Linked DNA regions of Mus musculus: region 2 is linked to region 1. A link is a loop called in an ENCODE intact Hi-C map of the cell type or tissue named here. Cell type or tissue: left cerebral cortex. All regions are shown on one strand. Each heading gives the region's core, and the rest is flanking DNA. Links, peaks and the distances in the headings are about the cores only.

The links. A loop is a pair of places that touch in the nucleus more often than their neighbours do. Peaks named below come from ENCODE experiments on the same cell type or tissue, not always from the same donor. Only the 100,000 strongest peaks of a DNase experiment are listed, where the experiment ranks them.
Region 2: a loop joins it to region 1, with 2.4 times the contacts of the local background. A loop is called at or near these places in 2 of 42 quality-filtered maps.

The regions. Positions count from the first base shown.
Region 1 is chr7:18,557,863-18,574,252 of GRCm38, forward strand. Psg27 (pregnancy-specific glycoprotein 27) reads right to left here and starts at 9,443. Exons shown (of 5, transcript NM_001037168.1): 1 at 9,201-9,443; 2 at 7,112-7,468; 3 at 3,876-4,235; 4 at 2,478-2,837. The coding sequence starts at 9,264. In left cerebral cortex, for the core only: no CTCF peak of the experiment used is centred there; no DNase peak of the experiment used is centred there.
Region 2 is chr7:18,616,760-18,633,149 of GRCm38, forward strand. It overlaps the pseudogene Gm19092. Among named protein-coding and RNA genes, the nearest start is that of Psg23, 8.5 kb to the left of the region's middle. In left cerebral cortex, for the core only: no CTCF peak of the experiment used is centred there; no DNase peak of the experiment used is centred there.

The DNA of each region.
Region 1 (16,390 bases), core at 3,183-11,182:
AATCCATCAATATTGAGATCTTTGTTTTTGGTGAAAAGACAGGGTCATGTGACCAGAGAAGCTTAGATCCATCACTCAGTGGAGGATGGTGGGAGTGTCTGCTCAAGTCACAGGGATTGAACAAATGACCTCAATGCCCTCGGTGGGCCTAACTGTATGTTCCTTCCTCTGTGGGGAACTTTATCCTCCTGTGTCTCCACCCTCACTGTCTCCACAAGCCTGCTCCCCCTTAGAAGATGTGAGTTATAGGGAAACTTTTTCTCAATTTTTTTTCTTCCAATAGAGACCCCAGGTTTTTACATCTCAACCACCATTCTGGTCCAGTCAATACCTGACTTCACTTCAGGCCTTCCTGATCTGTCTTACATCCCATTACACCTAGAGCTTTGTTAGAAAAAAAATCTAATTTGATATTTTGAGAAGGTCCAGTCCCTAAACAGGCTTGAATACCTGTGGGTAGATAGGCAAATATCCAAAGATCTTGAATGTCAAGATGCTAATGAAATTCTCATATTTGGAACTACTGACACTGGTTAAAACTCCAGCTGGAATCATCACACAAAGGTGTATGGAATAGACATGTTTGGAGCTGTGTGAAGAAGCAGGTGTACACCATGCTGAGTGTATGCTTATGGACAGGTTATAGCACCTAGATAGAGGTCGGTGGTCACTTGAGAGACCCTTCCTCATCCTCTGCCTTAGGAGATTCCAGCAAGCCTCTGAGTTCCCCTCCTCCCACACAGTCAGGCACTGTCCTCCTCACCAGTGAGCAGAGGACAATATCAAGGGCTGTAAGCATTGCAGAGAAGTACACAGTGGGTCATCATGGCTGCAGCAGCTGCACTGCCCTCCCTCTGAGGTGAACAGCATTTACTCCAGCACTGCCCCACAAGCTCTGCAGTCTTCCTCCCTTTGAGTTCAGCCTCCACCCAGGCTGGAGGGTTTCCCAGGGTGATGCTGACTGCTATCATGAATGATGGCAAGCACAAGACTGATAATCATCTCTGCACCCTGGGCAGCAACAGCTCAACACAAGACTGCCCTTGCTGTGTTCTACCAATGTGTCCTTTACGGCACAGGATCCTAAGCTGCCCTTCTTTCTCAGTGCTGTGGAATGTACTACCTGCAGGAAGGTGACAAAGATGTCTGTAAGGACTGAAAAGGGACCTGCTGACTGATGTCTAGGAAAGGGACAGACCCATGCTCACTAGAGTCATCAGTCAGGGTACATTGTCATGAGACACAGGAGCAATTATGTGGAGAGTTTCTTGTGACTTTGAAGCAAGAGGTCACCTAGACCCCAGAGTGAGGACAGTCACCCCATAAACCTAAGAAGAATTTCAGAGGGACTCTCAGCATCCTGTGTTACCTGAGCCTCATCCAGGGTCTGCCCATGTCCTTCCTGGGAGGCAGATGTCCTCTGTCTAGGTGATTCCCTATGGGACATACCAGGGAGAGCTGGGAACATGTTAACACACTATGCTCTGACAGAGTAATGTGCTTAGTAGGTCTGAAAGACTGCCCATGAGAATACAACATCTGTAGGGTGAGGAATGGAGCCAGGCTACACCCCAAGTGAATGGTTTCCCAAGTTACTTTTCTGAGTTTTCTGCCATTCTGAGCATGTAAAGAGCCTCAGGAGACTGGGCAGACTCTCAAGTCCTGTGCTAAATTACTTCACCATCTAGTGTGCAGGAACAGAATTGCCCCTCATTCTTGGTGCTCTCCAGTTAGCAACACTTAAATTGTTAACCTGCAGGAGAGAATTCCAGGAGATACACAACAGAGAAAGAACACGTGCCAGGAGGACCTGTGTCCATTGTCCATCACCTTTGAGACTCTGGCCTTCCTGCAAAGTCTCATAAGGCCATCCAAACAGCTAGTTAATGCCCTGGAGCCCAGATTGTCCTCTCCAGCAGTGCATTCCTGGATGTGTCTCTGTGAAAGATGTCCAGGGGAACTATCATAACTGTGGCTCTCATGACAGTGCACTGGATGGTGACACATGCCATATCAACCTTGTACCATGTCTGCTCTAACAGGAATCTAAAGCCAACCAATAACATAAACATTTCCCATTGTCACCTGCAATCTAAACTCACAGAGATTTGCTTCCAGGCCTCCTGGTGCTCTGTGTGGGACACCACAGCTTCCTCAACTAAGGCTTATCTAACACACATGGAGTCTATATCAGAGATATGGGCATGGTAAGAGGCCCAAGGGTCAGGGCAGAGTCTGACATTCTTGGGCTGAGTTTATCCAGCACAGGATGGGTACTTCTCTATTAAAAGACAGGTGACAGGTTCTGATCTAATGCTGTTGGACCACCCCATGTGTACCCAGCTGTAAGTGCCCAAATGCCAATGTGAGAACACAATGCAGTGGTGGAGAGAGCAGGCATAGCCCACTTCTTAGAGTACAATTATGAAATAGGGTAAGCCACACCCAGCAGTAGGAAGCCATAGAGAGTCACTTACTGTGGACGTTGATTTGCACGTGCAAGGTTTCAACTTTCACATTGCTGTCTATTGTTATTAGTGTGTACAAGCCAGAGTCTTTCTCAGTCAAATCCTGGAGCAGCAGGGATCCATTAAGGTACCCAATCTCTCTTCTGCTGTATGATTGGCCAATGAGCATGGAATACCTTGCTTTGCTATATTCTACAGTTTTGAAGTATGGATTGCTATCTACGCCTTTGTACCAGGAAAAGGCTTGTGGATCTTTTGGCAGATTATAGACCTGGAAAAGAACACTTTCCCCTTCAGTAGCATGCCGAGTCACTGGATCGATCCTGAGTTGGGCAGAGTCAAGAGTGTCACAGCATGGGGAAAGGGAGGCTGGAAGGAAAAGGAAAAAAATTATCACATGGGATCATTGTGCTTGGTGGAAAGATGGTGACATGTATTCTAAACAGATGGATTCTTCACTCAGCCTAGACAGGTCTGTGGGGGCGTCTATCCAACCTGCTCACTTTCTGACTTTTCTCATTTCTTTGTACCTGCACTCAACCTCTGACCTCACCTTATACATGTTCTTCCTGCTCTGCCTGCAGGCCCCAGGACTAGGGCTGGGTAAGGGCTTGGGGCAGGCTGCTCTTCTTAGAAGGCCCAGGAATTATACTGTCATGATTTATGTCAACTTGATACAAGCCAGAGTCATTTGAAACAGGGAGCCTCAACTAAAAATACAAATACCAGAATGACTGCTGGGCAGGTCTATAGCAAATCTTTTAACTGGGAGGAACCAGTCCACTGTGAGCATTTACATCCCTAGACTCATAATCCCATTTGCTATAAGATAAGGATGAGCAAGGTGTGAAGAGACAGGCAGGAAGCAGCACCCTTCCATTCTGTCTAAAACTATGCTGGGATACTTTGATTTCTTCTGTTGTTTTTTGTTTTGTTTTGTGTTGGTTTTTTTTTTTATGAAACTCTGCTGTTTAGTGATAATAAGCACACTGGATTGATAAAGATAGCCAAAAACCATTGTTCACTCTCTGCACAGAGCAGAAGTAAGGGTAATGTCCTAGAAAAATGGAACCCAGGACATTTTTAGTCAAGCCTGGGATAGACAACCAGGACCAGAGCTTGCCAGTGCGCACTATTCTGAATGGACTCCACACTTTCCTTGTGTGCATTGCAAGAGCCTCAACAGACAGAGCAGTCTGGCATCTTAGGTCCTCTGAGATACAAGTGGATGTCAGAAAGCAGAGTCTGACCCATGGGCATTTCTCTCCTACATGTGTGTCCTGCATAGAGTAGTCAAACCCCAATATAGGGATAAAAGTGCAGACAGGAGGTAGTCACATGCCAGCAGTGACAGTGCTCCTGGTAGAAGCCCCAACCAGCACTGAATGATCACAGAGAATCACTTACTGTCAACCTGAAGGTAAATGTGTGCTAGTTCCATTTTCCGATATCGATTCAGAGTTTGTAGGGTGTAGAATCCAGTGTCTTTCCAGGTGACATTCTGGAGCAGCAGGGATCCATTGCTGAACACTGTCTCTCTACCGCTGTGGGCAGGGCCTGGATCGCTTAAATTCTTGAGTGTTCTGTGTCTGACAATCTCAACCTTGTTAGTCATAATCACCCCTTTGTACCAAAAAAATAATTGAAGATACTCTGGAAGATTGTGAACACGGAGAAAAACACTTCCTCCTTCAGCAACTCTGGGCGGCACTGATTCAATAGTGAGCTTGGCAGGGAAGGAAGGGCGCCCACAGGTGAAATGAGAGGCTAGAAGGGAAGAGAGATCCATCGATATTAGGACTTTCATATTTGACTGAGATGGCACCCTGTGTCCTGATCAGCTGTGTCCATAGCTCAGCTGAGGTGTGTGAGTGAGGGTCTCCCTTCCCTACTTGGTGGCAGTCACCACATTACCTCCATGTGTTCCGTGTCCCTCACTTGTCATTTCCTCTGTATGGTGCTCTCTCCTTGGGTGTCTACACAGTCCTGCTTCATTCCCCTGAGATCCCTGCTCACACTCAGTGTAGATGGTGTTGGAGTACTGCCTCCTGACCCCTTCCCCAGCATTCTGTCTTCACTCTCTGACTCTATTGTTGTATTTCTGTTCCTTTAATGGTTCACTCTGACACCTGATCACCTTCTAGCTTTCTTTACTTGTCTGTCTTCCTGTCCACTAGGGCTAGAGAATTGTGAGACCCAGTAGTGGTCTTCTTTTTTTAAAGAAAGGCTGCCTAAAAACACATCAAATATCTGTGGGGAATGAATGAATGAATGAATGAATGATGTCACAGGACCATGCAAGATAATGGTCACATTCATATGTTTGCGGTACAGTATTCAATAAGTCCATTACCTTTGGTTTTGTTTTTGTTTTGTTTTTTTGTTACATTCTGGGGGGGGGGGAATGCATGCACAGGTGAACACTCGCCCATGAGATCATGCCTCTCTGTATGTGTGTTTCTCAGTGGGTGGCGGTGGTAGCAGGACACCTTCCCTAGGTGGAGGTGAGAAGACAAATTGTATTCACTGCTTCAAAGGTTGTCAGACAAAGAAGTAAATGCAGATATCCACTGAGCCATGTCACTGATCAACACCAGGTGGAATTTTATTGGGACTTCACAGCTGAGAGCAGCAGACTTCAGAACCCTGTGCTCATGCTGATTAACTGTGGGGGAGAACACTCTCCCCCAGCCCGTACTTCTTCACCAAGAGCCTCCTGCTGCTGCTGAACCTCTGTCCCACTGTGGCTTCTCTCCTACAAACCCTGAGACTCCTCTCAGGTCATTGAGTTCCTGAGGAGACTCCAAAGGATAGCTGAGTCCTCTCTCCTCACACTTTGTAAAGTGTGGGCTCCTCATCCATGATCAGGAGGGCCTGACAGGGAGTATAATCTTGGCAGACAGTAACTGGGGACTTTCCTGGATTCTGGCCTGATATGGCCTCTATCTGTATCATATCTGGTACAGCCCAAATTGCCCGTTCCTCATATAGCCTCAGGCTCCTCCCAGACAGAAGCATATTGGGCTGTGGGTGGGTGGCTCTGTGTTCTCTACCCTGTAAATTCTCTGAATCACCAACCCTCTCCTCTTGGCTCTTTCTGTTTAAGCCCTCCAGAGTACACAGTGACAAACAACCTTCTGAGCATCTCTGAGCACTGAGACAACAGCAGCTCTCCCAGGGGTGGCCCTCAGTTGTGTTCTCATCCTGGGTCAGTCAGCAACAAAGAGGGAGCCACTGCACTCTCTGTGCAACACAGAATCCCAGCTGGGCACACAGTCTGCCCTGTGTTCTCAGTGCTCTGGAAAGACGGGATTTGATTTCAGGAGGAAGGTGACAGAGATATCTATGAGGGATCCAAAGGGGCCAGCTGCAGGATGAGTGAGGACGGGGACAGATCATTCTCACTGCAGGCACCAGGCAGGATGGTGAAGGAGGAGAAAGGCCCAGGAGCAGGTGGGTCAGGAGCCCACAGCGCGAGTGTGTGAGAGGAGGTGACCTGGGTTCTAGAATGATTGCTATGGGCTCCATCATCAATTACAGGGTTTTAAGACAGTGTTCACACTTCCTCTGCTGGCTGAGCTGTGTCTCATGTGATCCCTGTGCACAGTGGCCTTTCTGAGATGCCTTAAAACTCTGTCTACATAATTCCCATAGGACACCTTTTCATTCCCAGAGAAAATACATGTCTGGAACGTGAACATGAACCCCTAGCAGGGTAGCAGGTACAGAAAGCAACAAAACGGTCTGAGGAGACTATGACAGGGACCTCCAGATATACAGGCAAAAGATAAAAGAAAAGATACAAGGTGAGGTCCTGACTCAGGCATATAGGTTTATTAGTATTCCTTGAGTGGCACCAGGCTATGCCTGCTCTTCACTATGGGAACTGCAATTCATGTCTGGGGAACTGTCCACATCATTGCAGCCTGTCCCATTTGCTTATAGGAGAGAATGTACTGACCCCAAAAGAAAAGAATTTGTCAGTAGGATCTGTGTCTTCTCTCCCTCCCTCATGGGACCCTGGTCTTTCTGAAAGACTCTTAAGCCCATCAGGACAATGAGTTAATGGACTGGGAATCTGCCCTGCTGTTGTCTCCCTTTGGGTCACTAGTGTGACCAGGATACACAGACTAATCCTGGCTCTCATGGCAATACACTGGTTGGTTCCACATGCAGCAAGACATTGACTACAACACTCTTCTCTGCAGACAGAAAGTCAAGATCCAACCCTAACACAAAGATTCTCAGGTCCCACAGGAGGTGAGGCTGGAACAGAGGTGTGGAGCAAGGGGTTTCTTGTACTCAGCTCTGTAAGATGCCCATAGCTTCCACTGGACCTTCTTTCTTTCCTCAAGGACTTTTTCAAGGATGTTTCCCTATGAAGGAACCCAAGGGTCTAGACAGAGGCTGATGTCCTTGGCTGACTTGCCCACCCTGCATCCAGATTTCTCCAATGTAAAATCAAATGAAGGATTCTGCACAATTGACTTTGTTCTCCTCCATGTGTGTCCTGCACTAAATGCTCAAGCCCCAACATGGAGACACAATGCAGAGGGAAAGGAGACACAGGCCAGGCCTGACACTTCTATGTGCCTAGTGGAGGGACCCAACCCAGCACCCAGAGTTCACAAAGAATTACTTACAGTACACCTGAAGAAATGTGGATGTATTTGATACCAGTTCTCCATGTTTGCTTATGGTTCGAAGAGTATAATATCCTGTGTCCTCCTTGGTGACATTTTGGATCCATAGGGATCCATTGCTGTACAATATCTCTCTATCACTGTGATCAGGCCCTGTCATACTTGTGTTATAGTCCAGTAAATGTAGTGCAATTGCAAGCTGCCAATTTTTCAGGCCTCTATACCAGGAAAAGGCTAGAAGATTCTCGGGCAGATTGTCAACTCGTAGAAGAACATTTTCTCCTTCAACCACTTGGAGCGGTGAATGGATGGTGACTCGGGCAGTAGTGGAGAGGAGCCAGCAGGTAAAGAGGGAGGCTAGAAGGGAAGAGAAATAAGCCACCAATCATGAGCAGGCGTGAGCATCCCTCGCCTTATACCTATGGGTAGGGGTGTGACATGAATGGAGATGAGCAGCATTACCTCCATGCCCTCAGAGCCTCAGAGGGTGTCGTTTCTGCTCTGTGGAATCCTCTACTCAGGTGTCCCCATATCACTCTTCATATAAAGAGTGTCTGTTGTGAAGAGAATGAACTCTCTAATGTCCTCCTCCTCCTTTTCCTCCTCCTCCTCCTCTTCCTCCTCCTCCTCCTCCTCCTCCACCCCTGCACATAATCCTCATTTTCTGAATTGTTTTCTATTCTATTTGCAGCTCTATTAAACCATTGACTCTCTCCTCTGAATACTCTGATTTCTGGTTCACTAGAAAAGGCTTTGTGAAGACAGCCATTAAAATTATCTTTTTGGAATGCTCAGTAGCTGAAAAGAACTCAGAAAATAATGGGAGTGAAAAAGAAGGGAAAAAACAAAGGAAACAGGAAGGAAGGAACGAACGAATGAATGAATGAACGAACGAACAAAGGAAGGAAAGAAAGAAGGAAGGAAAGAAGGCAGGTAGAAGGAAGGAAAGAAGGAGGGGAGAAAGGAAGGAAAGAAGGAAGGAAGTAGGAAAGAAAGAAGGAAGGAAGGAAGGAAGGAAGGAAGGAAGGAAGGAAGGAAGAAAGGAAAGAAAGAAAGAAAGAAAGAAAGAAAGAAAGAAAGAAAGAAAGAAAGAAAGAAAGAAAGAAAGAAAGAAAGAAAGAAAGAAAGAAGAAAAGAAAGGAAAAAGGAAAGAAGTAAAGGAGAAAGGGAGGATATCTGCATGGATTCATCTACGCAGTTCCTAGGTTTGGAGCAAATGACAATCATTACGTTAAAGTGTGATTTAATAATTATGTATTGTATGTGTGGGTTTCTGAAGGCTTGTGTCTCAGTGTGCACATTGTGGGTGCATGACACACAGCTGTGTGGAGTGCAGAGCAGAGCCTGAAGGAGCCTGTATCTCCATCTACCCTGTGAGAGCAGAGTAATGAATTCAGAATGGTGCTGGGAACCATGGCCTCAGCCATGGCCTTGTGGATATTTTCTAGCTTACATAAACAATCCTGAGAGAACATATGTGGTCATAACAGTAAGAATGTTTGTGGGTAGAGAGGACACTGTGTTGTTGGTTCCAGGAGCTGAAGATGGCCACCTGACCTTCAGAGAGCCTCCAGGCTCTTCCCCCCTCCCTTGGACCCTCCTCTTGTTTATGCTTATGTTGCCACTACTGAATAAAGTTTTCAGAGCTTGAGCAGTAAGATTGACTTGTGCTCATTCTTATTGTTTCTTTCCTTCCCACTCTCTCACTCCCTTGCCCTGGGTCTCCACTAACCACTAATTATCCTTGCAGATAGGGATAGAATGGCCTGTCACCACAGACTGAGCCATCTAGCTGGACCATCAAAGTTTGACTCCTATTTGGATATTCACTCTGTCAAGGTGGGTTCCATTGGGATTCCAATGCTAGCCAATGTGACTGATTTGAATAGGGGCATCTGAGGATTTTCTCTCCCCTCATCAGCTCCTGTCTGCTCAGACCTTCCTGCTGCTGAGCCTCTGTCCCTCACTACACTTTCCTCACCTCAACTACAAATAGATACCCAAGTTTTCTCTAGACATCTCCTATACAGAATATTTTTGTTTTCGGAGTTTCCCTTCCCACACACAATCAGATAGCTGGAACACATACCTGTGAGCAGAACCCTTTGCCAGGGGGTACACCCATTGCTGAGAAGCTCAGAGGATGCCTCCATATCTCTTCTCACTGTACTGGCCTTTCTCTGAGGAGACCTTCAGCTCCTGCAAGGCACCTGGCTTCTGCTGTCCTTCCTCCTTCTGAGCTGAGTTTTCTCTCAGGCAGGAGCACTTCCCAGAATCCTATGGGCTGTGTGTGGTGGGGTCTGTGACCACGACACTGCTCAGTCACTTCCACTCTCAGTGCTGCCCCAAATCTTCCTCACATTTTCTCTCTTTATGTTTCTTCTCCAACAAAACCTTGAGCAACACAGATGATAAGTATCGACATGCCCTCAGAGAACAATGATTCATCCAGGCGCTGATATCTGCTGACTCCTGGACATGAGTCTGTCAGCATCAAAGAGGGAACCTCTATCTTTCCTATGTGTCCCTGAGACACATAGACCCAGATGAGCTCCCAGTCAGCCCTGTGTCTTCAGTACTCTGGGAAGGTGGGATTTCCCAGCAGGAAGGTGACACAGGTGCCAGTGAAGTTTGGAAGGGACCAGTTGTGTGATGACTGGGAATGAAGATAAACCCTTTATCACTAATGAAACCAGTCAAGTTCCTAACACAAGACAGAGGCCAGGGAGCAGCTGTGTGAGGAATTCATCTTCTTGGTGTTGGGAAAGATGTGACCTGTGTGTCCTGGAAAGGACTGTTGGCTTCTATCCTATGGACAGTTTGCAGGCAACCTTCCAGCATTATGGGTTGGTTTAACTGTGTTTGCTGAGCCAAACTGCTCTCTGGTCTTCCTGGGTCACCAATACCCTTTGTCTGGATGATCCTGCAGCAAAAGTCCTGTCTTCCCCTTGGGAGATGCAAGAAGGGAGAGGAATTATAGGATGCCAGGAGAAAGGGGTGTCCGGGGACACAAGAAAAAGACCAGGATCTAAGGAGGGAGATCCAAGTTAGTAGGGACAGGAATGGAAAACAGTCTCCTAGGCAAAGTCATAACTCAGGGAAACAATTGTCTGAGTGTTGAGTGAGAGCCCCACACAAGAAGACACAACTTCCTGTCTAGTAGATGGGCTGTGGAGTGGTGGATTTCTTCAGAAATACTTGAGAGACTCATGACAAAGTTCTGGAGTCGATTCTAACTGTTCATTTGTTTTCAGTTCTTGGACAAGATGTCCCCTTAAGCAGCTGATGACCAAGATTAACATCAGCTTCTCCATGATTCATAGACACCTGAGAAAGTTCCAGGGTGGGAACAATGCATACGTGGCTAGAGACAGAGAACTTGTGCTTCACATCTGTCACCTGTAGACTGTGTGATGCTCATGTGGCCACTGTGTTCCCTGTGTCTCAGTTTCCCAGCAACAGCACAATAAGGGGAAAATGTTACAGTGTCTACAACGTAGCCTTAAATATGAACAAGGGTCTGACACTGAGGCAGGATGGCTGTCCAGATCAGCAGGGTCTGCTACCATTTGTTCCAAGGAGTAGAATCTTTAGAGTTACTCTCTGAGGACATGAATCATCAAGGGTAACTAAGTACTCTATCCCTCTCCTGGAGACTCTGACCTTCCTGTGAGGTCTCATAAGCCATCAGAACAGTTAGCTGATGGCCTGGCACCTGTACAGCTGTGCACTCCAGTCTGAGTCAAAGAAGGAGATGAGCAGTGACCCTGCAGCATTATGGGTTGGCTGTGCTGTGTGTTGGCTGAGCACAGTTCTCACTGGTCGTCCTGGGTCAGCTCTGCCCTTTGTCTGGGTGATTCCCCACCAGCAATCCTGTCTTATACTATGGGAGATGACAGGAGGGAGGAGACTTTCACTTTCCCTAGAGAGAGGGGTCTTCTCAGACAAAAGAAACAGAGCAAGGTCTAGGGAGGGAGATCAAGGTTAGTGGGGACAGGAATGGAAAGCAGTCTTCTAGGCAAGGTCTCCTAGCTCAAGGAAACAATGGTCCTAGTGTTGAGTGAGCAACATGATATTGCTCCCTGTAGTTCTCTGGGAAAACTGCAGTCTCATGCCTAGGGATACAGCAGGTGGCTTCAACACCACAAATATGATCTGCCCTGATCCTTTCTCCACAGGTAGGATGCAAGGACCCTCATTCTGCTCACTGTGCTCTGCAGAATTCCTTTTTCCATCTAGTGTAGGGTGAGACTAGACAGACTTTCAGGTTTTCCCTGGCAAGTCATGGACTAAAGTTGGATGAAGTGTGCATCCATAGGATGAGACCCCTTGGGAGGAGCCCTGAGCTCACAAAATGACATGGAGAGATGTCATAGTTCATTTCTCTTCAGACTCAAGCAAGAAGACAGTAATGGAAAGGGGGGTGCACCTATACTCACTGGCCCATGTCTGGTGTCTCAATTCCTCCTTCTCCAGGCAACTGGATACTGAGGGACCCCTACTGAGGACAGGGAACAGAACAGTGATTCAAATGGAAGTGCTAACTGCTCTTCCCTGTACACTGCTCTAGGTCTCTTTCTCTCACTGTGATAAAAACACTGTGGACAGAAGCAGTTCAGGAGAGCAGAGCATGCATTTCCTGTCCAGGTCTGGGTCATAGTGTAGCCCTGAAGGAAGTCAAGGCAGAAAACATGCACCTTGCTGGCTCATTTGCTGTCTCATTCTCTGATTCATGCTTAGCTACCTCTCTTATACCACCAAGGTAAATCTGGCTAGGGATGCTGCTGCCCACAGTGGCCTGGGCCTCCTGCATCAATTAAGACAATCACTCACAAACATGTCCTCAGCACAGCTGTTAAGGAAATTATTCAGTGTAGACTTTTCCATCAGGTGACTTCTGGCTGTGTCAAGGTGACAGTTAAAACTAACAAGGACACTGTGTTAAATTGTCAAGTCCTCCTTCTCCGAAGGGAGACACCACAGGAAGTTCCCCGTCTCCAAAGAAGAAAGAAGTCCTCTCTCTCTCTCTCTCTCTCTCTCTCTCTCTCTCTCTCTCTCTCTCTCTCTCTCTCTCTCTCTCTCTCCACCACATATGCTGGAGTACTCAGAGCCAGGACCACTCAGGATAATCTACATTTGGTTGGTTTCACTCTTCCAAATTAGCATAATTTGAGCTCAGGGATGCTCTGGTGAACACCACTGACATTCTCAAGAGTAAATACAAGGGTGTCTTAAAGCATCAATATCATCCTTACTCAGGACAGGCCCCCCCAGGCACAATCGTCTCCCCTGCCTCTTCTGGCTTTACTAGAATCAGAACAGAAGCCAATCGCCAGATGAAAAAAATAAATAAATAAAAGGAACTGGGAGAATTTGGTATTAAAAATCATGAGCATGGATCCAAGTACTGAGTGATTCTTTAGGGTCATGGGGATCATAAAAGTGAATGGAGGGGACAAGAAGGCAGGAGAAGATGACACAATGAAAATCCACATCTTCTTTTTTTTTAATGGCTATCTTCAATTGAATTTTATTTGTATTTTAACTTTGAGAATTTTCTCACTGTCTTAAGCATGAAAACAGCAACACTTTGCATCTCAATATCATTACCAAGATAAATGATTCTTTTTTATGTATTTTTTTAATTAGATATTTTCTTCATTTAAATTTCAAATGCTATCCCAAAAGTCCTTCAGGCCCTCCCACACACACACACACTCCCCTACCCACCCACTCCCACTTCTTGGCCCTGGTGTTCCTGGGTACTGAGGCATATAAAGATTGCAAGACCAAGGGGCCTCTCTCCCAATGATAGCCGACTAGGCCAACTTCTGCTACATATGCAGCTAGAGACACGAGCTCTGGGGGGTACTGGTTAGTTCATATTGTTGTTCCACCTATAGGGTTGCAGACCCCTTTAGCTCCCTGGGTACTTTCTCTAGCTCCTCCATTGGGGCCCTGTGATCCATCCAATAGCTGACTGTGAGCATGCACTTCTGTTTTTGCCAGGCCTCAGCATAGCCTCACAAGAGACAGCTACATCTGGATCCTTTCAGCAAAATCTTGCTGGTGTATGCATTGGTGTCGGCATTTGGAGGCTGATTATGGGATGGATCCCCAGGTATCCCAGTCTCTAGATGGTCCATCCTTTCGTCTCAGCTCCAAACTGTGGCTCTGTAACTCCTTCCATGGGTCTTTTCTTCCCAATATTAAAAAGAGGCAAAATGTCCACACTTTGGTCTTCGTTCTTCTTGAGTTTCATGTGTTTTGCAAATTTTATCTTGTATCTTGGGTATTCTAAGTTTCTGGGCTAGTATCCACTTATCAGTGAGTACATATCATGTGAGTTCTTTTTAATTGTGTTACCTCACTCAGGATGATGCCCACAAGGTCCATCCATTTGCCTAGGAATTTCATAAATTCATTCTTTTTAATAGCTGAGTAGTACTCCATTGTATAAATGTACAACATTTTCTGTATCCATTCCTCTGTTAAGGGACATCTGGGTTCTTTCCACCTTCTGGCTATTATAAATAAGGCTGGTATGAACATAGGGGAGCATGTGTCCTTCTAATGAGTTGGAACATATTCTGGATATATGCCCAGGAGAGGTATTGGGGGATCCTCCAGTACTATTATGTCCAATTTTCTGATCAACTGTCAGACTGATTTCCAGAGTGGTTGTACAAACTTGCAATCCCACCAACAATGGAGAAGTGTTCCTCTTTCTCCATATCCTCGCCAGTATCTGTTGTCACCCGAATTTTTGATCTTAGCCATTCTGACTGGTGTGAGGTGGAATCTCGGGGTTGTTTTGATTTGCATTTCCCTGATGATTAAGGATGCTGAATATATTTTCAGGAGCTTCTCAGCCATTCAGTATTCCTCAGGTGAGAATACTTTGTTTAGCTCCGAGCCCCATTTAATTAGTGGGGTTATTTGATTTTCTGGAGTTCACCTTCTTGAGTTCTTTATATATATTGGATATTAGTCCACTATCTGATTTAGGATTGGTAAAGATACTTTCCCAATCGGTTGGTGGCCTTTTTGAATTATTGACGGTGTCTTTTGCCTTCCAGAAGCTTTGCAATTTTATGAGTTCCCATTTGTTGATTCTCAGTCTTACAGCATAAGCCATTGTTGTTCTATTCAGGCATTTTTCCCCTGTGCCCATATCTTCAAGGCTTTTCCCCACTTTCTCCTCTATATGTTTCAGTGTCTCTGGTTTTATGTGGAGTTCCTTGATCCACTTAGATTTGACCTTAGTACAAGGAGATAGGAATGGATCAATTCGCATTCTTCTACATGATAACCACCAGTTGTGTCAACACCATTTGTTGAAAATGCTGTCTTTTTTCCACTGGATGGTTTTAGCTCCCTTGTCAAAGATCAAGTGACCATAGGTGTTAGGGTTCATTTCTGGGTGTTCAATTCTATTCCATTGGTTTACTTGTCTGTCGCTATACCAGTACCATGCAGTTTTATCACAATTGCCCTGTAGTACAGCTTTAGGTCAGGCATGGTGATTCCACAACAGGTTCTTTTATCATTGAGAAGAGTTTCTGCTATCCTAGGTTTTTTGTTATTTCAGATGAATTTGCAAATTGTGCTTTCTAATTCGTTGAAGATTTGAGTTGGAATTTTGATGGGGATTGCATTGAATCTGTAGATTGCTTTTGGCAAGATAGCCATTTTTAATATATTGAGGCTGACAGTACATGAGCATGGGAGATCTTTCCATCTTCTGAGATCTTCTTTAATTTCTTTCTTCAGAGACTTGAAGTTCTTATCCTACAGATATTTCACTTCCTTAGTTAGTGTCACGCCAAGATATTTTATACTATTTGTGACTATTGTGAAGGGAGTTGTTTCCCTAATTTCTTTATCAGCCTGTTTATCCTTTGTGTAGAGAAAGGCCATTGACTTGTTTGAGTTAATTTTATATCCAGCTACTTCACTGAAGCTATTTATTAGGTTTAGGAATCCTCTGGTGGAATTTTTAGGGTCACTTATGTATACTAAAATATCATCTGCAAAGAATAATATTTTGTCTTCTTCCTTTCCAATTTGTATAGCCTTGATCTCCTTTTGTTTTCGAATTGCTCTGGCTAGGACTTCAAGTACTATGTTGAATAGGACAGAAGAAAGTGGGCAGCCTTGACTAGTCCCTGATTTTAGTGGGATTGCTTCCAGCATCTCTCCATTTACTTTGATGTTGGCTACTGGTTTGCTGTAGATTGCTTTTATCATATTTGGTATGGGCCTCAATTTCCTGATTTTTTTCAAGACTTTTATCATGAATGGGTATTGGATTTTGTCAAATGCTTTCTCCGTATCTAAGGAGAGGATCATGTGATTTTTGTCTTTGTGTTTGTTTATATAGTGAATTGCGTTGATGGATTTCCATATATTAAACCATGCCTGCATCCCTGGAATGAAACCTACTTGGTCAGAATGGATGATTGTTTTGATGTGTTCTTGGCTTCTGTTACTGAGAATTTTATTGAGTATTTTTGCATCAATATTCATAAGTGAAATTGGTCTGAAGTTCTCTATCTTTGTTGGGACTTTCTGTGGTTTAGGTTTAAGAGTATTTGTGGCTTCATAGAATGAATTGGGTAGAGTACCTTCTGCTTCTATTTTGTGGAATGGTTTATGAAGAACTGGAATTAGATATTCTTTGAAGGTCTGATAGAACTCTACATTAAACCCATCTGGTCCTGAGCTTTTTTTGGTTGGGAGACTATTAATGACTGCATCTATTTCTTTAGGGAATATAGGACTGTTTAGATCATTTACCTGATACTGATTTAACTTTGGTACCTGTTATCTGTCTAGAAATTTGTCCATTTCATCCAGGTTCTCTGGTTTTGTTGAGTATAGCCTTTTGTAGAAGGATCTGATGGTGTTTTGGATTTCTTCAGGATCTGTTGTTATGTCTCCCTTTTCATTTCTGATTTTGTTAATTAGGATGCTGTGTCTGTGCCCTCTAGTGAGTCTGGATAAGGGTTTACCTCTCTTGTTGAATTTCTCAAAGAACCAGCTCCTTGTTTGGTTAATTCTTTGAATAGTTCTTCTTCTTTCTACTTGGTTGATTTTGCCCCTGAGTTTGATTATTTCCTGCCATCTAATCCTCTTGGGTAAATGTGCTTCCTTTTGTTCTAGAGCTTTTAGGTGTGTTGTCAAGCTGCTAGTGTGTGCTCTCTCTAGTTTATTTTTGGAGGCATTCAGAGCTATGAGTTTTCCTCCTAGAAATGCTTTCATTGTGTCCCATAAGTT
Region 2 (16,390 bases), core at 4,631-12,630, 60 kb after region 1:
TCTCAAAAGGAAGGTGACACAGAAGTCAGTGAGGTTTGGAAGGTACCAGCTGTGTGATGACTGGGAATGAAAATAAACCCTTTATCACTAATTTAACCAGTCAAGTTCCTGACCCAAGACAGAGTCCCAGGAGCAACTGTGTGAGGAATTTCATTTTCTTGGTGTTGCTAAAGAAGTGACCTGTATGTCCTGGAAAGCCTGTGGGCTCCTCTTATGAACTGTTTGCAGGCAACATTCCAGCATTATGGGTTGGTTGAACTGTGTGTTGGCTGAGCCCAACTGCCCTCTGGTCTTCCTGGGTCACCTATGTCCTTTGTCTGGGAGATCCTGCAGCAAAAGTCCTATGATACCCTTGGAAGATGCCAAGAGAGAGGGAAATTTCAGGATCCACAGAGAGAGGGGTGTCCATAAACACAGGAAACAGATCAAGGTATAGGGAGAGAGATCCAAGTTACTAGAGATAGGAATGGAAAACAGTCTCCTAGGCAAGGTCATAGCTCAGGGAAACAATTGTCTGAGTGTTGAGTGACAACCCCACACAAGAAAATACAATTTCCTGTCTAGTAAGTGGGCCTTGGAGTAGTGGAATTCTTCAGAAATACTTGAGAGACTCATGGCAAAGTTCTGGAGTTAGATCTAACTGTCCACTTGTTTTCAATTCTTGGACAAGATGTCCCCTTAAGCAGCTAATGACCAAGATGAACATCAGCTTCCCCCTGATTCACAGACACCTGGGAAGGTTCCAGGGTTGGAACACTGCATACGTGCCTGGAGACAGAGAACTTGTGTTTCCCATCTGTCACCTGTAGACTGTGTGATGCTCATGTGGCCACTGTGTTCCCTGGGTCTCAGTTTCCCAGCAACAGCACAATAAAGGGAAAAAATGTTACAGTCTCAACAAATAGCCTTAAATATGAACAAGGGCCTGACACTGGAGCAGGATAGCTCTCCAGATCAGCAGGGTCGGCTACCATTTGCTCCAAGGAGAGGATTCTTTAGAGTTACTCCCTGAGAACTTGAATCATCAAGGGGACCTATGTACTCTGTCCCTCTCCTGGATAACCTGACCTTCTTGTGAGGTCTCCTAAGCCATCGGAAAAATTAGCTGATGGCATGGCCACCTGTGCAGCTGTGCAATCCAGTCTGAGTCACAGAAGGAAATGCCCAGTGGCCCTGCAGCATTATGGGTTGGCTGTGCTGTGTGTTGGCTGAGCACAGTTCTCGCTGGTCTTCCTGGGTCAGCTCTGTCCTTTGTCTGGGTGATTCCCCATCAGCAATCCTGTCTTATACTATGGGAGATGACAGGAGGGAGGAGACTTTCAGGTTCCCTAGAGAGAGGGGTCTTCTCAGACAAAAGAATCACAGCTGGGTCTAGGGAGGAAGATCAAGGTTAGTGGGGACAGGAATGGAAAGCAGACTCCTAGGCAAGGTCTCCTAGCTCAAGGAAACAATAATCCTAATGTTGAGTGTGCAACATGACATTGCCCCTTGTAGCTCACTGTGAGAACTGCAGTCTCATGCCTAGGGCTACAGCAGGGGGGTTCAACACCACAAATATGACCTGCCCTGATCCCTTCTGCACAGGTGGGATGCAGGGACCATCATTCTGCTCACTGGGCTCTGCAGAACTCCATTTTCCATCTAGTGTAGGTTGAGTAGAGGCAGGCTTCCAGGTTCTCCCTGTCAAGTCCGGGACTAAAGTTAATGAAGTGTGCATCCAGAGGATGAGACCCCCTTGGAAGGAGCCTTTGCTTACAAAAAGACAGTGTAAAGATGTCATGGTTCGTTTCTCTTCAAACTCAATTGAGAGGACAGTAATGGAAATGGGGGTGCATCTGTACTTACTGGCTCATGTCTGGTGTCTCAATCCCTTCTTCTCCTGGTCCACTGGATACTGAGGAACCCCTACTGAGGACAAGGAACACAGCAGTGATTCAAATGGAAGTGCCAACTGCTCTTCCCTGTACACTACTCTAGGTCTCTTTCTCTCGCTGTGATAAAAACACTGTGAACAGAAGCAGTTCAGGAGAGCAGAGCATGCATTTCCTGTCCAGGTCTGGGTCATAGTGTAGCCCTGCAGGAAGTCAAGGCAGAACACATGTTCCTTGCTGGCTCATTTGCTGTCTCATTCTCTGATTCATGCTTAGCTACCTCTCTTATACAACCAAGGTATATCTGGCTAGGGATGCTGCTGCCCACAGTGGCCTGGGCCTCTGCATCAATTAAGACAATCACTCACATAGAGACAGACAAGTAGACCAATGGAATAGAATTGAAGACCCAGAAATGAACCCACACACCTATGGTCACTTGATCTTCGACAAGGGAGCTAAAACCATCCAGTGGAAGAAAGACAGCATTTTCAACAATTGGTGCTGGCACAACTGGTTGTTATCATGTACAAGAATGCAAATCGATCCATACTTATCTCCTTGTACTAAGGTCAAATCTAAATGGATCAAAGAACTTCACATAAAACCAGAGACACTGAAACTTATAGAGGAGAAAGTGGGGAAAAGCCTTGAAGATATGGGCACAGGGGAAAAATTCCTGAACAGAACAGCAATGGCTTGTGCTGTAAGATCGAGAATTGACAAATGGGACCTAATGAAACTCCAAAGTTTCTGCAAGGCAAAAGACACCGTCAATAAGACAAAAAGACCACCAACAGATTGGGAAAGGATCTTTACCTATCCTAAATCAGATAGGGGACTAATATCCAACATATATAAAGAACTCAAGAAGGTGGACTTCAGAAAATCAAATAACCCCATTAAAAAATGGGGCTCAGAACTGAACAAAGAATTCTCACCTGAGGAATACCGAATGGCAGAGAAGCACCTGAAAAAATGTTCAACATCCTTAATCATCAGGGAAATGCAAATCAAAACAACCCTGAGATTCCACCTCACACCAGTCAGAATGGCTAAGATCAAAAATTCAGGTGACAGCAGATGCTGGCAAGGATGTGGAGAAAGAGGAACACTCCTCCATTGTTGGTGGGATTGCAGGCTTGTACAACCACTCTGGAAATCCGTCTGGCGGTTCCTCAGAAAATTGGACATAGTACTACCAGAGGATCCAGCAATACCTCTCCTGGGCATATATCCAGAAGATGCCCCAACTGGTAAGAAGGACACATGCTCCACTATGTTCATAGCAGCCTTATTTATAATAGCCAGAAGCTGGAAAGAACCCAGATGCCCCTCAACAGAGGAATGGATACAGAAAATGTGGTACATCTACACAATGGAGTACTACTCAGCTATTAAAAAGAATGAATTTATGAAATTCCTAGCCAAATGGATGGACCTGGAGGGCATCATCCTGAGTGAGGTAACACATTCACAAAGGAACTCACACAATATGTACTCACTGATAAGTGGATATTAGCCCAAAACCTAGGATACCCAAGATATAAGATACAATTTCCTAAACACATGAAACTCAAGAAAAATGAAGACTGAAGTGTGGACACTATACCCCTCCTTAGAAGTGGGAACAAAACACCCTTGGAAGGAGTTACAGAGACAAAGTTTGGAGCTGAGATGAAAGGATGGACCATGTAGAAACTGCATTATCCAGGGATCCACCCCATAATCAGCATCCAAACGCTGACACCATTGCATACACTAGCAAGATTTTATCGAAAGGACCCAGATGTAGCTGTCTCTTGTGAGACTATGCCGGGGCCTAGCAAACACAGAAGTGGATGCCCACAGTCAGCTAATGGATGGATCACAGGGCTCCCAATGGAGGAGCTAGAGAACGTACCCAAGGAGCTAAAGGGATCTGCAACCCTATAGGTGGATCAACATTATGAACTAACCAGTACCCTGGAGCTCTTGACTCTAGCTGCATATGTATCAAAGGATGGCCTAGTCGGCCATCACTGGAAAGAGAGGCCCATTGGACACACAAACTTTATATGCCCCAGAACAGGGGAACGCCAGGGCCAAAAAGGGGGAGTGGGCGGGTAGGGGAGTGGGGGTGGGTGGGTATGGGGGACTTTTGGTATAGCATTGGAAATGTAAATGAGCTAAATACCTAATAAAAAATGGAAAGAAAAAAAAAAAAGACAATCACTCACAAACATGTCCTCAGACAGAGCTGTTAAGTAAATTATTCAGTGTAGACTTTTCCACCAGGTGACTTCTGGCTGTGTCAAGGTGAAAGTTAAAACTAACAAGGACACTGTGTTAAATTGTCAAGTCCTCCTTCTCCAAAGGGAGACACCACAGGAAGTTCTCTCTCTCTCTCTCTCTCTCTCTCTCTCTCTCTCTCTCTCTCTCTCTCTCTCTCTCTCTCTCTCTCTCTCTCCCTCTCTCTCTCTTGACACCACATATGCTGGAGTACTCAGAGCCAGGACCACTCAGGGTAATCTACATTTGGTTGGTTTCACTCTTCCAAGTTAGCATAATTTGAGCTCAGGGATGCTCTGATGAACACCACTGACATTCTCAAGAGTAAATACAAGGGTGTCTTAAAGCATCAATATCATCCTTACTCAGGACAGGCCCCCCCAGGCACAATCGTCTCCCCTGCCTCTTCTGGCTTTACTAGAATCAGAACAGAAGCCAATCACAAGCTGAAAAAAAAAAAAGGAACTGGGAGAATTTGGAATTAAAAATCATGAGCTTGGATCCAAGTACTGAGTGATACTTCAGGGTCATGGGGATCATAAGAGTGAATGGAGGGGACAAGAAGGCAGGAGAAGATGACACAATGAAAATCCACATCATCTTTTTTTTTAATGGCTCTCCTCAATTGAATTTTATTTGTATTTTAACTTTGAGAATTTTCTCATGTCTTAAGCATGAAAACAGCAACACTTTGCATCTCAATATCATTACCAAGATAAATGATTCTTTTTTATGTATTTTTTTAATTAGGTATTTTCTTCATTTACATTTCAAATGCTATCCCAAAAGTCCTTCAGGCCCTCCCACACACACACACACTCCCCTACCCACCCACTCCCACTTCTTGGCCCTGGTGTTCCTGGGTACTGAGGCATATAAAGATTGCAAGACCAAGGGGCCTCTCTTCCCAATGATAGCCGACTAGGCCAACTTCTGCTACATATGCAGCTAGAGACACGAGCTCTCGGGGGTACTGGTTAGTTCATATTGTTGTTTCACCTATAGGGTTGCAGACCCTATTAGCTCCCTGGGTACTTTCTCTAGATCCTCCATTGGGGCCCTGTGATCAATCCAATAGCTGACTGTGTGCATGCACTTCTGTTTTTGCCAGGCCCCAGCATAGCCTCACAAGAGACAGCTACATCTGGATCCTTTCAGGAAAATCTTGCTGGTGTATGCATTGGTGTCTGCATTTGGAGGCTGATTATGGGATGGATCCCCAGGTATCACAGTCTTTAGATGGTCCATCCTTTCGTCTCAGCTCCAAACTTTGTCTCTGTAACTCCTTCCAATGGTGTTTTCTTCCGAATATTAAAAAGGAGCAAAATGTCCACACTTTGGTCTTCGTTTTTGTTGAGTTTCATGTGTTTTGCAAATTTTATCTTGTATCTTGGGTATTCTAAGTTTCTAGGTTAATATCCACTTATCAGTGAGTACATATCGTGTGAGTTCTTTTTGATTGTGTTACCTCACTCAGGATGATGCCCACGAGGTCCATCCATTTGCCTAGGAATTTCATAAATTCATTCTTTTTAATAACTGAGTAGTACTCCATTGTAAATGTACAACATTTTCTGTATCCATTCCTCTGTTGAGGGACATCTGGGTTCTTTCCAGCTTCTGGCTATTATAAAGAAGGCTGGTATGAACATAGGGGAGCATGTGTCCTTCTAATGAGTTGGAACATCTTCTGGATATATGCCCAGGAGAGGTATTGGGGGATCCTCCGGTAGTACTATGTCCAATTTTCTGATCAACCGCCAGACTGATTTCCAAAGTGGTTGTACAAACTTGCAATCCCACCAACAATGGAGAAGTGTTCCTCTTTCTCCATATCCTCACCAGTATCTGTTGTCACCTGAATTTTTGATCTTAGCAATTCTGACTGGTGTGAGGTGGGATCTCAGGGTTGTTTGGATTTGCATTTCCCTGATGATTAAGGATGCTGAATATTTTTTTCAGGTGCTTCTCAGCCATTCAGTATTCCTCAGGTGAGAATACTTTGTTTATCTCTGGGCCCCATTTTTTACTACGGTTATTTGATTTTCTGGAGTCCACCTTCTTGAGTTCTTTATATATATTGGATATTAGTCCCCTATCTGATTTAGGATTGGTAAAGATCCTTTCCCAATCTGTCGGTGGCCTTTTTGTCTTATTGACGGTGTCTTTTGCCTTGCAGAAGCTTTGCAATTTTAGGAGGTCCCATTTGTTGATTCTCAGTCTTACAGCATAAGCCATTGTTGTTCTATTCAGGAATTTTTCCCCTGTGCCCATATCTTCAAGGCTTTCCCCACTTTCTCCTCTATACGTTTCAGTGTCTCTGGTTTTATGTGAAGTTCCATGATCCACTTAGATTTGACCTTAGTACAAGGAGATAGGAATGGATCAATTCGCATTCTTCTACATGATAACCACCAGTTGTGTCAATACCATTTGTTGAAAATGCTGTCTTTTTTCCACTGGATGGTTTTAGCTCCCTTTTGAAGATCAAGTGACCATAGGTGTGTGGGTTCATTTCTGGGTCTTGATTCTATTCCATTGGTCTACTTGTCTGTCACTATGCCAGTACCATGCAGTTTTATCACAATTGCCCTGTAGTACAGCTTTAGGTCAGGCATGGTGATTCCACAACAGGTTCTTTTATCACTGAGAAGAGTTTCTGCTATCCTAGGTTTTTTATTATTCCAGATGAATTTGCAAATTGCACTTTCTAGTTCGTTGAAGATTTGAGTTGGAATTTTGATGGGGATTGCATTGAATCTGTAGATTGCTTTTGGCAAGATAGCCATTTTTACTATATTGATGCTGACAATCCATGAGCATGGGAGATCTTTCCATCTTCTGAGATCTTCTTTAATTTCTTTCTTCAGAGACTTGAAGTTCTTATCCTACAGATCTTTCACTTCCTTAGTTAGAGTCACGCCAAGATATTTTATACTATTTGTGACTATTGTGAAGGGAGTTGTTTCCCTAATTTCTTTATCAGCCTGTTTATCCTTTGTGTAGAGAAAGGCCATTGACTTGTTTGAGTTAATTTTAAATCCAGCTACTTCACTGAAGGTATTTATCAGGTCTAGGAATCCTCTGGTGGAATTTTTAGGGTCACTTATGTATACTAAAATATCATCTGCAAACAATAATATTTTGTCTTCTTCCTTTCCAATTTGTATACCCTTGATCTCCTCTTGTTTTTGAATTGCTCTGGCTAGGACTTCAAGTACTATGTTGAATAAGACAGAAGAAAGTGGGCAGCCTTGTCTAGTCCCTGATTTTAGTGGGATTGCTTCTAGCATCTCTCCATTTACTTTGATGTTGGCTACTGGTTTGCTGTAGATTGCTTTTATCATATTTGGTATGGGCCTCAATTTCCTGATTTTTTTCAAGACTTTTATCATGAATGGGTATTGGATTTTGTCAAATGCTTTCTCCATATCTAAGAAGATGATCATGTGGTTTTTGTCTTTGTGTTTGTTTATATAGTGAATTGCGTTGATGGATTTCCATATATTAAACCATGCCTGCATCCCTGGAATGAAACCTACTTGGTCAGAATGGATGATTGCTTTGATGTGTTCTTGGGTTCAGTTACCGATAATTTTATTGAGTATTTTTGCATCGATATTCATAAGTGAAATTGGTCTGAAGTTCTCTATCTTTGTTGGGACTTTCTGTGGTTTACGTATAAGAGTAATTGTGGCTTCATAGAATGAATTGGGTAGAGTACCTTCTCCTTCTAAGTTGTGGAATGGTTTATGAAGAACTGGAATTAGATATTCTTTGAAGGTCTGATAGAACTCTGCATTAAACCCATCTGGTCCTGAGCTCTTTTTGGTTGGGAGACTATTAATGACTGCTTCTATTTTTTTAGGGAATATAGGACTGTTTAGATCTTTAACCTGATACTGATTTAACTTTGGTACCTGGTATCTGTCTAGAAATTTGTCCTTTTCATCCAGGTTTTCCGGTTTTGTTGAGTATAGCCTCTTGTAGGAGGATCTGATGGTGTTTTGAATTTCTTCAGGATCGGTTGTTATGTCTCCCTTTTCATTTCTAATTTTGTTAATTAGGATGCTGTGTCTGTGCCCTCTAGTGAGTCTGGATAAGGGTTTACCTCTCTTGTTAAATTTCTCAAAGAACCAGCTCCTCCTTTGGTTGATTCTTTGAATAGTTCTTCTTCTTTCTACTTGGTTGATTTTTCCCCTGAGTTTGATTATTTCCTGCCATCTAATCCTCTTGGGTAAATGTGCTTCCTTTTGTTCTAGAGCTTTTAGGTGTGTTGTCAAGCTGTTAATGTGTGCTCTCTCTAGTTTCTTTTTGGAGGCATTTAGAGCTATGAGTTTTCCTCTTAGAAATGCTTTCATTGTGTCCATTATGTTTGGATATGTTGTGGCTTCATTTTCATTAAACTCTAAACAGTCTTTAATTTCTTTCTTTATTCCTTACTTGACCAAGGTATCATTGGGTAGAGTGTTGTTCAGTTTCCATATGAATATTGGCTTTCTATTATTTATGTTGTTATTGAAGATCAGCCTTAGTCCATGGTGATCTGATAGGATGCATTTCAATATTTTTGTATCTGTTGAGTCCTGTTTTGTGACCAATTATATGGTAAGTTTTGGAGCAGGTACCATGAGGTGCTGAGAAGAAGGTATATCCTTTTGTTTTAGGATAAAATGTTTTGTAGATATCTGTTAGATCCATTTGTTTCATAATTTCTGTTAGTTTCACTGTGTCACTGTTTAGTTTCTGTTTCCACAATATGTCCATTGATGAAAGTGGTATGTTGAATTCTCCCATTATTATTGTGTGAGGTGCAATGTGTGCTTTGAGCCTTGCTAAAGTTTCTTTGATGAATGTGGCTGCCCTTATATTTGGAGCATAGGTATTCAGAATTGAGAGTTCCTCTTGGAAGATTTTACCTTTGCTGAGTATGAAATGCTCCTCCTTGTCTTTTTGATAACTTTGGGTTGGAAGTTGATTTTATTCGATATTAGAATGGCTACTCCAGCTTGTTTCTTCAGACCATTTCCTTGGAAAATTGTTTTCCAGCCTTTCACTCTGAGGTAGTGTCTGTCTTTTTCCCTGAGATGGGTTTCCTGTAAGCAGCAAAATGTTGGGTCCTGTTTGTGTAGCCAATTTGTTAGTCTATGTCTTTTTATTGGGGAACTGAGTCCACTGATATTAAGAGATATTAAGGAAAAGTAATTGTTGCTTCCTATTATATTTGTTTTTAGAGTTGGCATTTTGTTCTTGTGGCTGTCTTCTTTTAGGTTTGTTGAAGGGTTACTTTCTTGCTTTTTCTAGGGCGTAGTTTTGTCTACTACAGAAAAAAAGTGTAGCTTCCAAAGTTCAACATTCTAGAAGACACAGAGAACAGTTATGAATATCTGCTCCACCGAACAGACATCAGACTAAAAGACACAGGTAGGAATATAAAAGAACCAAGCTCAAGGGTCAGAAGGCACGTCCTGAAGGATATGTTCCAGTGAATGATGAACAGAGGCAGACTTGCATACCACATCCTCCATGACTGATTTGAGGCTTAAAGCAATTTTGAAATCATATCTTTAAGTCTTCTTACACAAAACCAAACTATCCTTTCTTGGTGTTTAAAGGTTTTTTTTTTTTTCATTATTATTTAACTCTTAAAATAGATTTAAAATTCCACAACATAGACTAGAGAAAATGTTCTCACAGTCTGAGCATTCTGCAAAGCACCGAACACACTGTCTGGTTTCTCTTAAGTGAGAGGAGAACAGGGGAAGTTACTGTATGTAGGACATGGCTCACTGCAGAACCAGGCTGCTTGGCTGGCCCTGCTCCTCCTTGTGTAGTGAGTCAGGATCAGCCCTGCAGTGCTCTTCCTCACTGGCACTGTCCCATCCTTCTGGCAGGGACTGGTGGTCCTGAGGAGAACTTTCACAGGCCTTATGTGCAGGAACAGCCCCTTTCTTTTGGGGCAAGATTGTAAAAAATGCCTCTTGCCAGTCTCTTGTTTCCAAGAACTCCAGGATAATTTCATACACATGGTTAACCGCCAGGACTTTTCAACTATTCATCTTCACAAAATCTGCAAGAGGGAGCTTGTAGGAGGCTGTAGCCTCCCCCTTAGGCTGCCCGAGCCACACCTTAAAGATGGCACCTGCCAGATGCAGAGCTGGTGGTGTAAACAAGTCTATATTTGGTGGAGAAGCGTCCCTGCCACGCTGATTGGCTGAAGCCATGTGCCTGGTGAGGTGACGTGGCCTGCCGTGAGTGGATGGGGGCTGAGAGTATATAAGAGTGAGAGGCCCGGGGTTCAGGGGAAAGAGATGAAGACTGAAGCTTGCTGAATAAACTGCTGTTAGAAGAACTGGTGGTCATGTCATTCTTGCTGGTCTTGCTGGTCGAGAACAGATGTGACAGGAGCTGGGCAGGAGCTGGGCATGTTCGATTCAGTAACTGGATGCTTGTTTAAATGTGAGTTCCTTGTGATGGTTGTGGTCCACTAGCCCTCCAATCATGTAGGCCTTTGACTCATCTAAGTCCTTCAGTACATTAGGTGAGTCTGATGTCAGAAAAACCAGTTCTTCTTTTTTTATGAGTTCACTATAGTGCTCAGATTTGATGTGAATATTCTTCCAGTTGCCCATCAATGGTCGTTCTCATCCATGTTCTTCTTCAATTGACCTCCACGGCTTGTCAAGTAAAACTGCACTGGATGAGATGCCTGGTGGTTTTCTGCATAACATCATTGAATCTGTTTATGAAGTTTCTTAATATCCTTTAACACCATCAAGTCATCAATGCTACAGTCGATGACCAGGCTGAGGCTGCTATGAGCAACATCACTCCCAATACACTTCCTGTTGTTTCCATCTGAGTTGGACTCCAGCTGACGTTGTTCTAATTCCTTTCTCTTGCGTTTTTCTTTTCATTTTTCCTTGTCCTGTTCCCTTTGCTTGTCCCACTATTTTTGTTTCATTCACTTCTTCAGTTGCCATTTAGATACTGGCTCAGCCTTTGCATCTACTCTCAGCTTCTGTCTCTCCTCTTCACCAGCTTTTTTTCCACATTAGGAGACTCAATGGATGCTGGCAGCATTTCAGATGGGGAACACGGGGGTGCGGTCAGAAAGCCTTTCTGAAGTGCTCTTGGCTCCTTAGTGCATTAGTCCTCCTTCAGAAACTTCAACTCCCAGAGACAGAGGCGGTGGTTACACCAATACTGACATTTTAATAATCCATTTACCAAGACATGTATGTTTCTCTCCCTGTTGTCCTATTGAGGCTGGTTGTCAAGTTCTAGACGAGGGAAATATAGAATCCATTAGTAGTAGTGGTGTTGCTGGGAATAAAGAGCTCTTGGGAGCAAGACAAGGGCTTCCCATTGATAATCCAAGACTAATGTGCAAGAGGGTAGGAGACTGCATGGCAGGAGAGATTGAGATTTGACACTGCATGGTAATGGATGTTTGAGGGGAATATCAGCAGGACATCTGAGCCATTGGAGCAAACAGAATAAAGCCATATGTGATGTCAGCAGAGGGAAGGAGAAATCCTGGCCTATAAAAGGATATAGTATGTGTGCTATACCATCAGTTAAACAGGTCCCAGTCAGAGCTAGGGTGCAGCTTTGTAAAAGAGTACTCATGTGGCATGCATGAGCTCTGTTCCCTCAACAGCATACACAGAGAAGAACCACACTAAGTACCCATGTGTTCATAAAGTCTGAGTCCAAGATGTCCCCTGTACTCCATCACCATGAGCTTTTCTAGGCAAGAGAAGTCCCTCCAACCCATTATAGCTCAATTCTTGGCCTGGCTGCATATGCTTGGCCTAGACCAAGATGTCCTGGTCTTCATAGGGTTCAGAGGGTCTGTGTCATGAACCCAGTAGCGACAAAGTGTCCTGGCTTTATCCCTCAGTATTTAGACAGTTGTAGCAAGAATGTGAAGGAAGTTATTAACACACTTGATATTTAATATGATTAGCACTGTTATCCTCACAGTTAATGTTCAGCATGAGTGGATCACTGTAGATAACACTCAGTGAGTCCCAGGTTTCACATTCTTAGGGTCCTGTGTCAACTAGGACATGAATAAGTGAGAGTCTTGCTATCCTTAGCTTTAGCTTGCCACCTGCTGAAAGGCTGTGACCATTTCACCTTCACAGGTAGGGTTATGCTGAGTCTCAGGTTCATGCTTTAAGGCTACTGTTTTCACCCTGCCTGGGTTTGGAATTGTTTCTTTTAATGGTCTCATTAGATAGCAGTGCTGTGCAGATATCAGAAAGAACAAGGCCCCTGTGAGGTGTCTTATGCTTACAAATGCCTCATTCATTCACTGTTGATCTCTGTACACCCCACCACTAATCTATGTCCTTGGAGAATTAGGCAGAAGAACATGAGTGCTCAGACATGGTAAGTCTCCTGTGCTGTGTGGGAGAAACAGTCTTTGTCAGATGGGAGTTGAGCTACAGAGCTGTATGGTACAGACCTAGGACGGTGATTCATAGCCCCAGGGTCTCTCCTGGACCTCAGTGATTCACTGTTTCCCTTGCACCATGAAGCTGTGTCCATCCAGCTATGCTGATCACTGCTGAGCCAGGCTCAGCACCCACAAAGACTTTGCTTTCCAAGGCTGCCCTAGAGAGCAGACATAAGAAGACTGCACATGGCACAGGAGAGCAAGTGGGCTGCAGAAGCAACATACTTTCTTGGACAGGGTCCTTTTCGGGCCTTCATCTTCAGCCAGCAGTCAGAGCTGAGCTCCAGACCCCTGCACACTTTCCCTGCCAGAGGAGAGTCAGCCTCGAGATAGGACTCTGACCACGGGACCAAGTGAGATCGCCATCTTGTATGCCACATCCCTCAGAGACCAGTCTACAGGAGAAAGTGGGGGCTTCAAAAACAGCATAGCTTCTTGGACAGGGTCCCTATCTGGCCTTCATCTTCAGCCAGGAGGAAGAGTTGAGCTCCAGAACTCTGGGCATTTTCCCAGCAAGAGGAGAGCTTGCCTGCAGAGAGTGCAGTGAACACTGAGGCTCAGGAGAGAGTTGGAATCCCAGGAGTGCTGACAGAGTCTAACAGAATCACAGGAGGAACATGTTCCAGCCAGGGACAGCTATAACAGCTAACACCAGATATTACCAGATGGTGAAAGGCAAACATAAGAACCTTACTAATGGAAACCAAAACCACTCAGCATCATCAGAACCTAGCACTCCCAACACTGCAAGTCCTGGATATTCCAACAAACTCAAAAAGGACGATTCGAATTTAAAATCATATCTCATGATGCTGGTAGAGGATTTTTTTCCATTTTTTATTAGGTATTTAGCTCATTTACATTTCGAATGCTATACCAAAAGTCCCCCATATCCACCCACCCCCAAACCCCTGCCCACCCACTCCCCCTTTTTGACCCTGGTGTTCCCCTGTACTGGGGCATATAAAGTTTGCAAGTCCAATGGGCCTCTCTTTCCAGTGATGGCCGACTAGGCCATCTTTTGATATATATGAAGCTAGAGTCAAGAGCTCCGGGGTACTGGTTAGTTCATAATGTTGTTCCACCTATAGGGTTGCAGATCCCTTTAGCTCCTTGGCTACTTTCTCTAGCTCCTCCATTGGGAGCCCTATGATCCATCCATTAGCTGACTGTGAGCATCCACTTCTGTGTTTGCTAGGCCCTGGCATAGTCTCACAAGAGACAGCTACATCTGGGTCCTTTCGATAAAATCTTGCTAGTGTATGCAATGGTGTCAGCGTTTGGATGCTGATTATGGGGTGGATCCCTGGATATGGCAGTCTCTACATGGTCCATCCTTTCATCTCAGCTCCAAACTTTGTCTCTGTAACTCCTTCCATGGGTGTTTTGTTCCCAAATCTAAGGAGGGGCATAGTGTCCACACTTCAGTCTTCAGTCTTCTTGAGTTTCATGTGTTTAGCAAATTATATCTTATATCTTGGGTATCCTAGGTTTGGGGCTAATATCCACTTATCAGTGAGTACATATTGTGTGAGTTTCTTTGTGAATGTGTTACCTCACTCAGGATGATGCCCTCCAGGTCCATCCATTTGGCTAGGAATTTCATAAATTCATTCTTTTTAATAGCTGAGTAGTACTCCATTGTGTAGATGTACCACATTTTCTGTATCCATTCCTCTGTTGAGGGGCATCTAGGTTCTTTCCAGCTTCTGGCTATTATAAATAAGGCTGCTATGAACATAGTGGAGCATGTGTCCTTCTTACCACTTGGGGCATCTTCTGGATATATGCCCAGGAGAGGTATTGCTGGATCCTCTGGTAGTACTATGTCCAATTTTCTGAGGAACCGCCAGACTGATTTCCAGAGTGGTTGTACAAGCCTGCACTCCCACCAACAATGGAGGAGTGTTCCTCTTTCTCCACATCCTTGCCAGCATCTGCTGTCACCTGAATTTTTGATCTTAGCCATTCTGACTGGTGTGAGGTGGAATCTCAGGGTTGTTTTGATTTGCATTTCCCTGATGATTAAGGATGTTGAACATTTTTTCAGGTGCTTCTCTGCCATTCGGTATTCCTCAGGTGAGAATTCTTTGTTCAGTTCTGAGCCCCATTTTTTAATGGGGTTATTTGATTTTCTGAAGTCCACCTTCTTGAGTTCTTTATATATGTTGGATATTAGTCCCCTATCTGATTTAGGATAGGTAAAGATCCTTTCCCAATCTGTTGGTGGTCTTTTTGTCTTATTGACGGTGTCTTTTGCCTTGCAGAAACTTTGGAGTTTCATTAGGTCCCATTTGTCAATTCTCGATCTTACAGCACAAGCCATTGCTGTTCTGTTCAGGAATTTTTCCCCTGTACCCATATCTTCAAGGCTTTTCCCCACTTTCTCCTCTATAAGTTTCAGTGTCTCTGGTTTTATGTGAAGTTCCTTGATCCACTTAGATTTGACCTTAGTACAAGGAGATAAGTATGGATCGATTCGCATTCTTCTACACGATAACAACCAGTTGTGCCAGCACCAATTGTTGAAAATGCTGTCTTTCTTCCACTGGATGGTTTTAGCTCCCTTGTCAAAGATCAAGTGACCAAAGGTGTTAGGGTTCATTTCTGGGTCTTCAATTCTATTCCATTGGTCTACTTGTCTGTCTCTATACCAGTACCATGCAGTTTTTATCACAATTGCTCTGTAGTAAAGCTTTAGGTCTGGCATGGTGATTCCGCCAGAAGTTCTTTTATCCTTGAGAAGACTTTTTGCTATCCTAGGTTTTTTGTTATTCCAGACAAATTTGCAAATTGCTCCTTCCAATTCGGTGAAGAATTGAGTTGGAATTTTGATGGGGATTGCATTGAATCTGTAGATTGCTTTTGGCAAGATAGCCATTTTTACAATGTTGATCCTGCCAATCCATGAGCATGGGAGATCTTTCCATCTTCTGAGATCTTCCTTAATTTCTTTCTTCAGAGATTTGAAGTTTTTATCATACAGATCTTTCACTTCCTTAGTTAGAGTCACGCCAAGATATTTGATATTATTTGTGACTATTGAGAAGGGTGTTGTTTCCCTAATTTCTTTCTCAGCCTGTTTATTCTTTGTATAGAGAAAGGCCATTGACTTGTTTGAGTTTATTTTATATCCAGCTACTTCACCGAAGCTGTTTATCAGGTTTAGGAGTTCTCTGGTAGAATTTTTAGGGTCACTTATATATACTATCATATCATCTGCAAAAAGTGATATTTTGACTTCCTCTTTTCCAATTTGTATCCCCTTGATCTCCTTTTGTTGTCGAATTGCTCTGGCTAATACTTCAAGTACTATGTTGAAAAGGTAGGGAGAAAGTGGGCAGCCTTGTCTAGTCCCTGATTTTAGTGGAATTGCTTCCAGCTTCTCTCCATTTACTTTGATGTTGGCTACTGGTTTGCTGTAGATTGCTTTTATCATGTTTAGGTATGGGCCTTGAATTCCTGATCTTTCCAACACTTTTATCATGAATGGGTGTTGGATCTTGTCAAATGCTTTTTCTGCATCTAACGAGATGATCATGTGGTTTTTGTCTTTGAGTTTGTTTATATAATGGATTACATTGATAGATTTTTGTATATTAAACCATCCCTGCATCCCTGTAATAAAACCTACTTGGTCAGGATGGATGATTGCTTTAATGTGTTCTTGGATTCGGTTAGCGAGAATTTTATTGAGGATTTTTGCATTGATATTCATAAGAGAAATTGGTCTGAAGTTCTCTATCTTTGTTGGGTCTTTCTGTGGCTTAGGTATCAGAGT